2 separate regions of the Homo sapiens genome follow, and region 2 is linked to region 1. Evidence: chromatin contacts called from ENCODE Hi-C or POLR2A ChIA-PET data. All regions are on one chromosome and are shown on one strand. Each heading gives the region's core, a stretch centred on a gene start or an enhancer-like site at or near the end of the contact. The rest is flanking DNA. Distances are from core to core; before and after follow the strand shown. Region 1 has its middle 170 kb from the start of ICOS. Region 2 overlaps NRP2 (neuropilin 2).

Evidence for each region. Hi-C counts contacts between places; a loop is a spot of excess contacts on that map. ChIA-PET counts read pairs that join two places held with the same protein, here RNA polymerase II (POLR2A). Pooled maps may share reads with other maps.
Region 2: a loop to region 1 is called in a pooled map, with 16 times the contacts of the local background. The contact joins two enhancer-like sites. A Hi-C loop is called at or near these places in 8 of 50 pooled maps. POLR2A ChIA-PET finds 5 or more read pairs at or near these places in 2 of 52 experiments (BJ and activated T-cell).

The regions. Positions count from the first base shown.
Region 1 is chr2:204,107,335-204,115,027 of GRCh38, forward strand. No RefSeq gene overlaps it. Among named protein-coding and RNA genes, the nearest start is that of ICOS, 170 kb to the left of the region's middle. Within about 2 kb of position 3,122, at least 13 of the 41 ENCODE cell types and tissues checked have a DNase peak (open chromatin) inside an H3K27ac peak, as active enhancers do.
Region 2 is chr2:205,702,348-205,710,040 of GRCh38, forward strand. All of the region lies in intron 2 of NRP2 (neuropilin 2), which reads left to right. Among named protein-coding and RNA genes, the nearest start is that of NRP2, 24 kb to the left of the region's middle. RefSeq lists enhancers at 4,255-4,394, 4,605-4,904, 5,780-6,556, 6,848-7,007. Within about 2 kb of position 4,549, at least 31 of the 41 ENCODE cell types and tissues checked have a DNase peak (open chromatin) inside an H3K27ac peak, as active enhancers do.

The DNA of each region.
Region 1 (7,693 bases), core at 1,872-4,371:
TTACTTAAATAGTAAATTCATTTGGCATTGCCATTTGGTGCTGATGACCCTCTTCAGAGTCTCCCCAGTATCTGCCAAGTTTCCAGACAAAGTCACAATCACAAGGGCATACTCTGAAGAGGCTGTTTATTCGGTACAGATCTTGTGTATTTTTAATCACAACAATTTTCCTTTTATAAAGAAATCTCATTTGACCTCTAAATAGGCCATCATACATTTTATATTTTCTCTGAATTTCTTCTTGGGTTGGGATCCGAATAGTTTTCATCAAGGGTGGATTGCAGTCTTCCTAGGTACATCTTTTTTTTTTTTTTTTTTTTTTTTCAGAAGAGGGTTTACTAATTTTATCAGGTTCTTAAAGAGGTCTGGGAACAAAATAAGGTTTAGGATTATTGGTTTTCCAGTCTCTAATTCTTACCTGTTACCTCTAAGTCCACTCACTATCTTGATCCTTAACTGCTTCCCCTCTTGGAAGCATCTTTGGTCCTTATAGGTTAGTACAGGTTTTTTTCTAGATTTCTGATCACCACCAATCAGAAAATATTTATAAATTATATGCTGAAAGATCTGCAGAATCTTGCAAGCTTTAAAGACTATAGAATGAAATACTCAAATGCTGTATTCTTTTCTCATGTCTGATGAAGATACCTGTGCCATGTATTTTTTAAAATCAAAGTTAAGCCTGCGCAGTTGGGTTCAGTTTAGCTACATGAATTGTTCTAACCCTCATGTTGAAGTCAAATGGTTTCTTCAATGCATTTTTTTTCTGATAAAGAATAAAATAGTGTATATTTTGTAATACCTAGAAAAGAAGTTTTAAAATGTTCTCAACACAAAGAAATGATAAAAATTTAAGGTTTAGATATCCTAAATGCCCTGATTTGATCATTACACATTGTATACATGTATGAAAGTATCACATGTACACCAAAAATATGTACAATTATTATTTATCAATTAAAAATATTTTTTAAGAAGGCAATGAGGTCTTCTTATTTTTCCTTGTAGCCTCAGTATTGACTATGACCACTGAGAAAGCCAAAATCCCCACTCATTCACGGAATGTGGGGGTGGGACCAACCCCCCGAGAATTTCCCTAATCTTCCTCCAGGTGTCAGCACAGGCCCACTCATCTTCCCTCCCACCCCACCCCCTCCTGTCCATTCATAAAGTGGAGGGTGATTTGTGGTCTGCCTCACTGTGATTGTAGAGGAAAACAGCCATCTTTGCTTGTCTCTGCACTAGATTTGTTTTTCTAATTTCTTTTTACTTGAAGGTTTACCAGCTGCTTTATTACCAGAGCGAGGCTTCCTTGCAGTCTCTTTTCTTTTTCCTCTCCCCCTCTGTTCCCCTCCTTTTTGTTCCTAGAGACAATCAGTGTCTCTGGTCCCAGCTGCCACTGCTGATTTTTCATTACAGTTTAATTTAAAACTGGGATTGGAATGGAAATGTCTTTTTGCCATTTGGGGTTTGTGAGGCCTGTGGTTTTATTGCCAAAGGCACAAATGTTAGTTACTACTGTTTTTCCAGAGTTTGCTGGGGAGGGTGAAGGGGTATAGGAGAGTAGGAGGGAAGAAAGACAGACTGACCTAGTGGAAGTGGGAGGGAAACTGGAGGGGGAAATCCCTCTTTCGGAAGGCAACTTTATTCTGCGAATTGTTTTGTTTGATGTTTTGAAGAATACGAGTTGGGTCACGAGGAGGGAGAAATGGCGTAGGATCTCCCCAAATGTGTATTTATGTAGGCTAAATATTTGTCAGCCCTGGAAATGAGATGGCTGAGGGAGGGACGATCACACAGACACAATTTGGAACTAGCACCAATGTAGAGAAAATGGTTTTCTTTTTAAGTAATAGTAACGTCTGTGGCTGATTCACTTGACCACAGCCGTAAATGGGAATACCCAAGGAAGGACTAAACGGTATCTAACCTCAGAGGAAACAAGCTCTACATGTTTCTATGCTCTCACCTAAAAGGAGACATCAGGCATCTATCTGCACTAGCTTCTGTGTTCTCTCTCCTTTTATATTTCTTGGACTCAAGTCCTAGGATTTATTTACAAGCCTCCCTCCAGTCGTATCCCAGTCCAGCTACACAATTAATGTTTCCTATAATCTCTTAGAAGGTTCTTAGTGAATGATTGTTTTGATCAGATTAAAACTAAACAGTCTGCTAAAATTGATGATGTTTTTACCTATCTAAGTGTAAAATTAAGAAGGAAGGACATTCTTATTTGAAAGTAATCATGCAGCAGGCGGTGGAGAGAAGCTGAGGCATTTGCACACCTTGATTTCAATATTTAGCACTGACATTGGAGGCAGTTGTTTCCTGGTTGGGGAGGAATCTACAGAAACCGGAATGTCTTATCTGTCTTGCTAAAAACAATTACTGTCTCTCCTCCCAGCAAGAATCCCGCTCCTCCTGGATACACCAGTTTTGGATGTCAAACCGAATGCTCCATTATCTCTACAGATCGCGCTGACTCTTCACACTGTGGAACATTTCAACCTCCTCTCCAACTGGCCTCAGGCGGCTGTCGGACTGGTGAACTTGTCTGGGGTAAACACATCTCCCTGTCACAGAGCAGCCCAAAGACTCAGCGTGCTTTGCGGGTGCTTAAGGCCTTGTGCTGCCAGTCTGCACATTTTGTGTGCTCTTGGTTAATCGGGACATTTTATCCAAAAGCACATTTCGGCCAGGCTTCCTCTCCTGCAGACTCACCCCCATCCACTCCTTCCCCACCTGTCTAGGGTGTTCTGTTTCCCTGCTGCAGGGCGGAGGGCAGCGGTCCAGGAGCCCCACAATCATCCCCAGTTTCCAAAACTGTTGTGGTTGCCTTTGCAGTTCACACGGACATTCTAGTGGTTGGAATTTGCTCACAGAAGACATTCTACTAATAACAGGGGAGATAGTTCTCATTTGTCTAGTTCAGAGTTCATAGCACACAAAGGGGGAAAGAAAATAATAATAATGGAAACCGTTTTAACCCCACCAGCTGCCCCGCCTCCATCACAACAACAGAAACAAGAACAACAACGACAACTCCCTCACCCTGTGCCCTGTGTGGTTAACTCCAACACAACCACAGCCCCCGTGCCGGAAGCTGTGTGTGGCTGAACGTCCCGATGTGATACTGAAATATGTGTAGAGGAAATGCCTCTTCTGACCCCTCAGTGAAGCTTGAAACTTGAAGGAGCTGATTGACATTTGAAGAAAGCAGCTATTTTTGTGTGTGTGCAATTTTCCCGGATGAAGAAAATTGTCCAGCTCTCCCTCTCCGTTGCTCAGCCCTCCCCCAGAGGCTACATCTCATACCAAGCAGTGGGCTCTAAGGGCAGGTCTGCTTGTGCTGTGAGGACACAGGTGACGTCTTTAAGGACCTTCTTTCCTGCTCCAGTATACCACATGTTGTGGTCAGCTCCCTGTAAGGCAGATATTGCAGCCACCTTTTCTTTCCAGGTTTACCAAAATAAATGCAGGGGGAACTATGGATGGAGCATTTTTTGCCCTGTTTGACAGGAAAGTGGCTGTTTGATCTTCCTTTGTGCTATAGGAATCTTCAGAAATCTCTTGGAAAATCTCATAAACCTATGTTAGTGGCCACATATGGGATCCATTAACTCCTCATTTCTGCTTGTTCTTAGCAAATTTTTGTCTGGTGACAACATAAAAACTTTGGATTGTTTTTGTTTTGCTTCACACCAGAGAGAACTCTGTTGACTGGCTTTAGTTTTGAGAAAATATTCAGCAAAAAGCAGACCGGGTTTGGAGTGAAATAACTAATTCTAAGTAAAGCTTGGTGGAACATTTGGTTCATGAGGAAGTAGGGGGACATTTTTCTTCTTTGGGTTTCAGGGGGATTCCAGAGTTGCCAGTGTTCTGGGAAGACGTCTCCTTTTCTGATGAAATTGAATAAGAAATCCGGGCTTTCTTCCTATCTCCAACTATGTGTATGGTGTGATTTTGGAATAGTGGAGTGGTCTCTCTTAGTTTCTCAATGTTTGTTTTCTAAATAGAGGACAAAGCAGCAACATACTCTTTTGCAAGACACGCCAATATCCTTAGATAAAAAGGTGTTAAATAATGACATCATACCAGTATTTGGAACTAAAATTACTCGTGTATGACAAAAACCAGATTGGAGGATGTTAACTCAAAGTAGACAGAGAGAAATTTAGAAGAAAATTGGCTTTTATTTTTCTGTTTTAAGTAATTAATAAATGAAACACAACAATCTGCGCTTTCACCCACAGGCAGCATCAGGGGACATCAAACATTGCCTTTGAAGTGGGCCCCCAGTAGGGAGGACCCCACTGTTCAGGCTACTTTATAGTGGTAATATACTGTCTGGAAAAAACAGATGCCAAGAAATTGTGCAGATTGTATCTCTGAGCATCTGAAACCCTAAAACTTCAGGGGGCCAAGGAAGGTCCCAGCCCTTTGATTTTTTTTCTCTTAAAAAAAAAAATTGGCCTAAAGTATTAAATTGAAACAGGCACTTCATTTCTTTCCTTCATTTCTCCCTTCACCTCAGGAGACCTACGTTAAATTCCACTTAGATCACAGCTAGATGTGGGTTTGATGGTCTCAAGCCACCTTTTAACTGTACGTTCATCCCATAAATAGAAGACGAATAAAGATGTCAAACTTCATCCATATGATATTCTGACACACGTGGCTCTCTCTGTTAAAGAGGAGCTCAGATGAAGATGGGCTACAATGGATTCTACAGAGCAGAGAACTGCAACAAACCACAGTGAATTTGCACACATAAACAAGAGCAGTGTGGATTACAAGACGGTAGTTGGCAGAGATTCACTTGTCAATGTCGTTCTGAATGGATGTTTGCAGAAGGACAGCAATTGGGCTGGTGAATTCAGTGTGGGCCACTTTCCTAAAGCCATCGTCATCAAACTTTGTGTTTAAATGTCTGTTTTCCAGGGCAAGCCAAGTAAGGCCTATGCTTAAAACAAGGTGTTTTGAAATCAGATTTAGCTCTTCATGTTCTGAGTAAAGATACAGGGATACTAATTTGGGGATTATGCTATTAAGATTTACACATTTATCTGTGTCCTAACTAGGCAAAGAACCAAATCTAACAACTGGAAAGCAAGAAATATACTGCCAAATATTGGTAATTTCTTCCCTGGAATACTCATGGCTATTTTTAGTTTGTTAATGTAAAAAGCAGTGAGATGAAAAGTGAAGTGATCTGTTTCCAGAAGAAAAACCGGTCAAATCTTCATTAATAATTCCTGTAGAACGCTCCATGGGCCTTTATCTGACAGCGTGACAAGCTGAACTAAACAACAGAGACTGTAGGAATGTAAAAGACATAATCTTAACACCAAACCTTCTGAAGATTTGGCTGTCATTTTACATTAAAGGCAAAGGGTAAAAACCTCCATTGAACAGACAGAGTTTGCAGCATGATTATAGTGCTAAAATTTAGTGGGGAAGAAAAAGCTGACATCAGAGTTAGTAAATGGTGGTGTTGCAGGGTATCGAACAACTAAGCTTTCTTTGCATGACTAGCTGGAGGTTTTTGAGTGTGACGGATATGACGCAGGTATGATGAGATGTAATTTAATGATTTTTAGGCCTGGTGACAAATCTTCATTATCAATAAAGACCGTGTAACAAGTGTTGAGCTATAACCATTGCATAAAAACTAACTCAAGAGTCTAGACTCTGCTTATATTTCCATATAGTGATTTATACTTCCCAATGTCTTTACATATTATAGTGTCTATTGAATCATGACAATGCTATGGGGCAGTCAGGGTAAACATTATTATGCTCTTCTACAAATGAGGAGCTCAGTCAGAAATACAAAAGGACTTGTCCAGGGTTAATTACCTGGTAAATATCTGGGTTGAGATTAGATCCAGTTTTTCTGCCTTTGTACCTGTGCTTTTGCTCTCTCTGTCTCTCTCTCTCTCTCTCCATATATATATATATACACACACACACACACACACACACACACACACATATATATATAAAAATACAATATATTTTAATTTTATCTTTATTTTTTAGAGACAGGGTCTTGCTCTGTTGCCTAGGCTGGAATGCAGTGGTGTGATCATACCTCACGGCAATCTTGAACTCCTGGACTCAAGCAGTCCTCACCATTCGGTCTACCAAGTAGCCAGGACTACAGGCATGAACCATCACATCCAGGCAGGTTTTTTTTTTTTTTTTAATTTTTATTTTTTATGGAGGCAGGGGCTTGTTATGCTGCACGGGCTGGTCTTGAACTCCTGGCCTCAAGTGATCCTCCTGCCTCAGACTCTCAGAGAGCTAGGATGATAACTGTGAGCCATCATGCCTGGCCTCAATATATTTTAAAAATAAAAACAAGTGCAAGCTGCAAAAGTTGAATAGATCAGTGTCTATCCAGGCAAAGATTTCAGAAAAGAGTTAGAGTTAGCAAGAATAGATATAAAGGCAATGAGCAAGGGCTATGGGAGCACATTTATGTTGCAGCTCCTCAAAGTTGCAGGTCTTCTTGTCCATCATGTGAGCAAAATTAAGGCAGGAAATTGTCTGTTATTGTGGTGTGGCTACTTTTCCTAAGATCACATGATAATTCATAATTAATGATACACTAACAGTAACTCACACTTCTAAAGTACTTATTTTATGTCAGGCTGTATTCTAAGCCCTGTACTGTACATCGATTCATTTACTTCCTATGGGGTAGGTTTTAATATTATTCCCATTTTATTGACAAGGAACCTATAACTTCATCTGTCAGAGTTTTTAGCTGGGAATCATTCTGCAATAAGGTTAAGAGGTATTATAGAAGTCTGTTTGGGCCAGCCTTTAAAATAGTGTACATAATATCTCAGGCTGCAGAGAGAGAGAGAGAGAGATGAGAGGAAAGAGAGAAAGAAAGATGGTGGGAGTGGTGAAGGCTGGGAAGGCATCTCTCTCTCTCCTCATTCTCTCTCTCACTTTATCAATATTTCCTGAGCACACCCTGTCAATGCTCCCTTTGTTAATAACCTTTCAGTTCTTTCAGAGCAAAGGTTGGCCTGCAGCTTTCTCCCCTTCCTGCTGCCTGTCAGGAGAGGAAATCGCAGCTTTCAGAGGGACCTGACACAGGGGGAACTGGATAGCACCAAGGGGTCAAGGGTAAGAATGCAGGGAACAGTGAGAAATCCCAGATAGTGTCCAGCCGGGGCTAGGCAGGAAAGGCTCTGTCACATGTGCTCCTCCTGTTTGCTGTCTTTGGTTCCTGCAGGAAAGAAAATCACAGCAGATTTTGCGTGACCATGGTGCACACTCAGCCATCCAAACTGCTAGAGAACAATCGAGGGCTTTAGGGGAGGCGTTATCTGAGACTGTGGTTTTGCCAATTTCCTGTGTATAAATAAGCCAGGAAATTTAACTGAAATGATGTGGTATTGGTTAGATAACATAGATTTATGTAAAATTCATTATCAGATCCTATTGATCTAATAACCTAAGTGGCAAATCACACTGTGCGTAGTGGCAATGGGGTACGGAAAACACCTTATGAGAAGAGCACATTATGAAACCTCGCTTTGCGATCATCCAGCAGATTCCCTTCAGTGCATCTCAGTTGAAACTGAACTTCTGACCCCATTAAGAATGGGGTACAATGCATGCACCTTTCCTCCATCTATCTTGGCTGCTTCTGCTCTGCCTTGAGGACTTGGCT
Region 2 (7,693 bases), core at 3,299-5,798, 1.6 Mb after region 1:
AGCATTTCCAGTTGGCTTCAGCCAGCCAAGCTTGCAGCAGAGTTAGGACTGGGGAGTGATCCCCAAGTGACAAAGCGTAAGAGCAACAGAGGATGGAGTTCTCAACATCAGTGTAGCTGCTCACAATCTTTTTTTCTGAACTCCCCCACACCGTTATATTCTGCATATTTAAGGTTTTGGATATTTGCCTCTAAGTGTCCTAGATAAACAAGGTGCTCTTGTGTTTATTTACAGCCAGAGGGGCCCTCTATATCTTAGAAGATATGTCTGTTTCTCCCAAAGTAAGAGATGATATCTTAGAAAGGTAGCAGTTTCCCAGTTGATAACCTGATCATAGTAAACAGAGAGATCAGACCAGACCTTAGTCATCTGGCCCCTCCCCATTCAGCCAGCAGTGTTTCCCTGTGCTCAGTAAACACCCTCGATTCCCTGCAAACAACCAAGCATAGTCTTGCATCTGCATGAGCCCCCTGAGTTCCCAGGGCTCCAGCCCTCCTTTCCCTCCCTCCACAGTGTCCAGCTGCAAGCTCCCATCTTCCTCCCCTGAGTTTCCTTGCTTCCTGCAGTTCCCTTTTATCACCCTTTCCTCTGAACTCCCAGAGCACTTGATGTTGCCTGAGTCCCTTGCTTTTTGTTCATATGTGGTCATCTTGAGTTCTCAGCAAGTAAATTCTACAAGGGCACAAAGCATGTACTTCATATCTAAACTCCCATGGCGCCTAGTCTAGGAGGGTGCTAGGCAGGTGTGTGCAGGTGATTTCGTGATATTTTTTACATTGGAAATGCCAGGCAATAGGTCAGCATGAGCTGAATCTGTGTTGGAAGGCAGACAGATCTGTGTTCCCTATTTGTCCCTCTGGGAATATGACATAATCTTAGGGGGTAGGACACAGGCCAAGAATGTCACTAACTGATTTGGGACATGAGTCTCTCACCAACAAAATGGTAATAGACCATTCATTCATTCATCAGGAAATAGCTATTAAACACCTACTATGTGCTAAGCACGTTGGTATTATTGGGAATACAGTGATGAATAAATCATATTCTTTTCCCTAAAGTCACTGTTACTCTTTCCATTTTACAGATGAAGAAACTTGGGCTCAAAGAAGTTAAGCAACTGGCCCAAGGTTCTACTCCCATAAGTGGCAGAGAAGGGTTTTGAAGCCAGATACCCTAGTTTTCAATCTCTGCTTTACTCTTGTGCTGTCTGCCTCCCCGGCATCATGCATTTGGCAGGGGACATGATATGGACCTGTTACGTGGGCCCACAGCATCCAGGTCCAGCCTAAGCTGGGAAGATCAAGGAAGGCTCCCTGGAGGAGGTGACGCCTATACGAATTCTAAAGAATTTGGCCAGGCAGCAGGGAGTGTGTTTGGCTGGTGTCATAGGCAGACAGCAGCATGCCCAAAGACAAGAAGGAGGGAGGGTTTGATGCCTTCAGGAACCAAAATAATTGAACATGCCTGAACCCAATTTCTTAACCAGTGAGCATTGTAAGGGTAGACTAAAAGGGGCTGTCCTTGTGACTTGCTGACACAAACCCTTTTCCCGGTGAAGAGGTGCCTGAGCAATACTATTTAATTGTATTTCCTGGCCAGACAACTTCCACCATCTCCTTAGGAGACAGGGTGGTCAGGAAGCAGGAAAGACTAAGATGATGGGGACTCTCTGCTGTCCCCACCTTCCCTGTCCATTGTAGGGTCTCTGCAGCCTCATACCCTATGTCCAGCGACCTCCCCCACCCCGCCGCCAGTGGAATGCCTGAAAGTGGGGTTTGGCCTGGGAAAGTCCAGGTAACACTTCAGATTAAGCTCCTCTTGTCAATTTCCTGCTACACAAGACTTTCTGAATCCAAGTCTCTTTCCTATGAATAGAGGGCGGGAGGCCAGATTGCCCAGTTGGAGGTGTGGCTTCAGCTGGTCTCCGTTGAAGTCTGAAAAGCCAACAAAGCATAGTGAGAATTCTGTGTGGTTCAAGAGGGTGCCTTGTGCTTGTTGAGGAGAGGCCGTTGGCTTGATCACTCACGACACTATTACTGACGTTATTATTTACTGCCTGCCCAACCACAGAAATATTCTGATTCCCCTAAGGAGCCAGTGAGCAGTAATAATTTTCTGTATTGCAACAATCCTCCTAATGACAGAAACAGATCCACCTCCAGGTACGTGGTGGACGAATGGGAGCAGCTGGCTGCTGGCCCCACACTTACCAACCTTGACCACAGGGTCCACCCAGCAACTCCACCTCACCCATGGATCAGGGGGAAAAACAACTCACAGACTGTTCTCCTCTTACCAAGGTTAAAACGCAGCTGGAATTACTTTGGGCAGTTTGTTTTTAAAAATGAGTGTTGCAATTGTAACTGTCTCAATGCAAGCTTCGCTGTAGATGCCCTTCTTAACAATATGCTTTATCTTCTGACTGAGAAAATCACTTGAGATGTTATCATGCACAATCCCACTTGTTCTGCCTCTCCACCCTGGCACCTTCTCCGAACCCAGAGATCCCAGAGGGCCAGCATCTCACCCCATGTAACTCCATGTAATTCTCCCATCTAATTACACCGGCTGAGAGTCTGTCTTAAGAAATTCAGTGGGAGCTCCAGGTGTGGAGGGGATAAAGAAGAGATGGAAATATACCAAGTGAAAACATCAGATTTTTCTAAAAAGGGATTTGTGTATTTTCCTGGAGTCATGAGTCCTATAGAAAAAAATTTATATTCTTTTTGTTTTGTCCTTTTTACTGGCAAGGGATTTAAGCCTTTGGATTAAGAGAAACTCAAAAGATAATTTAATTCCATTCTTATACTTCTGCCTGGATAAATAATTCCAGAAAAAAAAAAAAAAGATATCAGCTGCCCTTGTCTTTCCTTCCAGAAAAGAGCTTCTGTAATCGTCCTTCATTATGGGACATCGTGCCTCACAACTCATCTCAGTTGATTGCAGAGTAGATGGTTGTATTTAATTTACATAATCAAAATTTTTTTCCTAGAAGGAGAATCCCTGAAAAATGTTAGCTGGGTCAAAATAAAATTTTCTAAAAAGAAGAAGGAAAAGGAAAAGGAGAAAGAAATGTGAGTTGGGCTTAGGTTTGGGAGGGCAGCAGAAAAGCATGACTTTTTTTATGCCTCTTTTCGAGCTTTGTAGCCAAGCATCTTGGCAGTCTCTAATATTTTTCTACTTTTTCCCACTGGGGACTCAACTGTATGTTTGTGGGTCACGTGGAGGAACTCTCAAAATTAGACAACAATAGCAAACATTTATTGAACTCTTGCCAGACATCAGGTCCTACCCTAAGTTTTCTATGTTTAACCGCCACAGCTGGTACTGGTACTACTATTATCCCATTTAACAGATGTAGATACTGAGGCCCTGAGAGATCACACAGATAGTAATCGTGGGGCTGGGTTTGAAGCCAGGCAGCCCAAAGCTGCCTTTGTATACCTGTGTCAATCTGCTTGGAGCTGTCATCTGCTGTCCCAGTGCTTAGGTATTTGGGGCCTCTCTGATTTCTTTAGATATCCTTGACAAGCCTTTTCTTTTCCTTTTCTCTTTTTATTCCTTTTCTTTGCCTCTTCCTGCCATGCAGTCACCTCCGGATGCCAGCGGGGCAGTCAAGGAGAGAGATCTCTTTCTGTGTCTTTAAATACAAGCCAGAGGCCTCTCAGTCCATCGTCTCTCTCTGCCTCCCTGTCACCTACCTCCTACTCCCCCAATCCCCCCACAGCCCCGCTCACCATCCTCTTCAAATTCCCTGCCATCCTCACCACCACCTTCACTCTCCATCTGGAGTCCAAAGATGTGAGGGCCAGTAATAGAGTGTCAGCGGAAGTAATTGATTCCTCACACCGAGAGAATTCGCCTGCCTTTAGTGTCAATGGAGCTGAACCAGAGTCTTGGAGGGTGAGCGAGACATGTAAACAGTCCGTGGCCGAGCTGTCAGGACGAAGCCAGACACACCGGAGAGTGAACGAGGGGGGAAATGGTGGAACAAATAATTGTTTTATTGGAAAGGAAAGGAATAAATAATATTTCAGCCCAGGAACTGGCAGTTTGAAAGAGATGGTTGAGAGCTTGGAGCAGAAGGATTCGTGATGCAGGTTTTAATGGAAGAGATTTTCTTTGTCTCAAAGTAGGAGGTTTCGTCCCCACCCGACCCCCCTCTCCCATTATCATCATTATTATCATTAAAATAATTACTGTAACAATTACAGTTGATGAGACCTCAGGTTTATACAGCACCTTTCATCTAAAAGTTCAAAGCGATTTATCTATGTGTCATCTTTTGAGAGTGGTAGGAGGGTAAGAAACTATTATTTTGGGGGGTCATCTGCTGGGAAACTGAGGTCCAAGCAGATACAAGATTTAGTCCAAGCCTCAGGGCAGGCTGCTGGGTTAAATGGTGGGGTACTGAGTTATCTTCTTGGGGGCCTTTTCTGCTGTACTCTTCACTGCCTGGGCCTTTATACACACGTGGCTCTTGAAGCTCATCCCCGGCACTGATGCCTCCTCCCACACTGCCAGGGCCTCCACTGGTCGCTACAATATTGTGGCCAACCAGCCAGAAGCTCTGTGCGCAAAACAAACAGCCTGCTTCTGGCTGTGAGATGAATAAAGATCCTTCAAGGTCTGACTCACACAGCTCCCATCCTGCTTAGAGACTTCCTGTAATCTGGTTCCCTTTCTTGTAGAAGCTCATGTCCTTTCTAAACATCTTTCTTCATGGTCTTATGAGGCTCTAGCCAGGAGCACCCAACATTCCTAAATGCTTGCTTCTTCCACCCCCAACAAACCCCAACCTGTTCTCTCAGAATGGAAAGGGCATTTCTGGGATGGGGAGAGAAGGTGAATGCTTTAACATGCCTCACATGGCCCGGGCTGCCTGTGCAGCATGATGCTTCAGAATGCAGCTGTCGAAAGCATAGTCACAAACGGAAGCGGTTCCAGCTGACTGGCCCCTGAGTGCTAGATTCAGAATCTCCGCCCTGGCGTGGCAGCAGCCCTTTCCTGCTTGGACATTAGTGCAGGCCCATCATTTCCACACCATGGTGTTTTTTGCACAGTAGTGACAAGTTTGCCCCTGGAGCCAGGAGAAGCTCCAAGCTCTGTAATCTGAAGCTCCAAGTAAATGAACTCTAAAAGGGAGGCCCATCACACCTGCCACCTACTCCCAAACTGTCCCCTACTTGGATTTCTGCATGGCACGTTTTTCAGATGAGTTTTGCATCTTCCAAGTTTTGTTAGGGAGGCTGGATGCCAGCAAAGAGGAATAGAAAAATGATATGGAGCCTAAATCCCTGGAAAAACAAAAAGGACTTTTCTGTTGCTGTGGTGGATTCCCTGGTGCCCAGTACACTTCCGTTCCCAGCAGGCTCCCGTTTTTTGGACAGACGGGGAAGTTATGATTTGCCCTCACAATTGGATCCCCTGGGAGCCAGAATTAGTGTGAACACCTATTCCGGAGGGAACTGTTCACCCTGCCGAGTAAAGGGGCACTGCCAGCACACCAGGGGCCCCAGACGCTGTGCTCTGATTGCCCTTCAGTGACCACCCATGCAGGCAGCCCCACCGGGCACAAAGGCATGATTCCTGTTCCCTTTTGTCAAATGAGGCCAACTGAGGCACACAAGCATGATTGATCCAGGCCAGCGTAGGAAAATTTAGTAAGTCCTGGCCCTGCTGGGATTCACCTTTACACCTGCTAGTGCTGCTGCTGCCGCTGAGAAAAACAGAAATGGAAAGAAATTGTGGACTACTCTTCCTTTGCACTCTGGTATCATTCCAGAATGCTACCAAGGGGCCCTTTAAGTTGACTGCAGAGGGTGAGGATTTTATAGACACAGAGCAGACCAACGAAAGACCCAACACTCATGCTGAAAGCAGCCTGCCCCCAAAGCCTTAAACTTCACATTGGCACCGGTTGCCTAGAAAACCATTCCTTACATAAGCAAACATGTTTCATCCAAGTGGCCTCCAGTGTGTGTGCTGGTCCAGAAGCAGAGCAGACCCGTGACCACACGGCCTCAGGAATGCGCCTTGCTGGCCAGCCAGGTCAGCGAGGGAAATGGTATTCACCCAAAGGACCAGTGCAGAAGTTGGGGAGGCTTTGTTGCGTGCCCTTAATTCTCTGAAAGTTCACCTTCAGAGAGACTTATCAGATGCGTTGTCTGGAGTGGCCTCCTTCCTCACGTCAGGAGGCATTCTTGGCAGCCTGCTCCATGAGGAACAATGAGATTGGCGGGGCCCTCACCATCATCGCAGGGCCTTTGCGGAAAAAGAGCCAGCAATTATAAATAGATGTTATTTGTCGTTTCCATTTTCTTGCCTTCAAGGTTTTTTGGAATAATTCCTTCAGTTTGTTTTGGGTTATTCTCTCCGTGTACTTCCTTTGGTGGGTGGTCAGACTTCCTCCTTTCTGAAGAGCCATGGTGACCCTGGTTGTGAGGGGATTGTGGATAAGAAGCTCAAAATATCAGCGATTTGTGGTGGGAAGAAATGAAGGAAGAAAATACAACTGCAAACAGCCACTATTAAAAAGGCGCTTGGTACTGATGCAGATACCCAAACAAATACAGAGTTTGGTAACTGTTTGAGCCCTTGGCGTTAAATAGCAAACAAGAATAACAGCAGCAGTAACAACAAATGGCTATTCATGGAGCATGTACTGTGTGCCATACACTGTGCTGACCCATTGATATGCATTAACTCACCAGCCTCTTGGGAGCTTGAGCACCTTGCTATCTAAGACAGCAGATGGAGGACGGGTGGTTTTGAACATAGCCTGGGCTCAGAAACACAAGTTTGAAATAAAATCTCGAAAACTCAAGTGTCTGAAACACTGTTGATGGATTTGTGCAGGGGGATGATTTTTTAGAAACCCAGCCCCAAGAAGCAGGGTATTGAGACTGCCTCTAACTGTGCTTTTCGTTTCATCTTCTCCTGTCTGGCTCCCAAGGTGTCATGTGTGTGTAACTCTTCTCTTCTCCACATCCACCATCCTGTTTTGTTTTATGCTGGTAATAATAAAAATAGCCAGGGGCTCTCAGGTGCTTCCTTAAGGCATCTGGCACTGTGCTGGGCCTGCATGTACCTTCGCAATCCTGCCACCACCCGCAAAGGTGGAGACTGTTATTATGTCCATTTTGTAGATGATGAAACTGAAACTCAGAGAGGTTAAATACCTTGTCTGTAATCACACCATGAGCAAGTGCCAGAAAGTAACTGGGTCTGTCCACAAAGCCCACATGCTACACTTCCCAGGTTACACAACACCCTCTTAGGTATGTTTCCGTTAACAGTAATTTAACGTTTCTTTTGTCACAGACCTTTTCCCTAGAAAAATGTGCCTACTCACAAACACAAAATTTCGGCAAACAAAGATAGAGCTTCCCCAACCCACTTACACTTGTGTGTAGGCCCTAGGAGAAATCCCCGCATTTAAGAATATGTGCTCTAGATGATAACTTAAGAGCTTATAAATATATGGGATGCTGCTTTCTCACTCCATGGGCCATATGTTCACATATGGATATATATGTGCTTATAAAAATACTCCACTTACAAAAATTAATATGTTATCCCATCTGAACTCTTACAAGCTAGATTTCTGCTGGGTGAGTCTTGAAATCATGGATTCCAAATCCGCTCACTTTTCCTGTTGGTGATTTGTCTATTAATTTTGGTAAGTCCT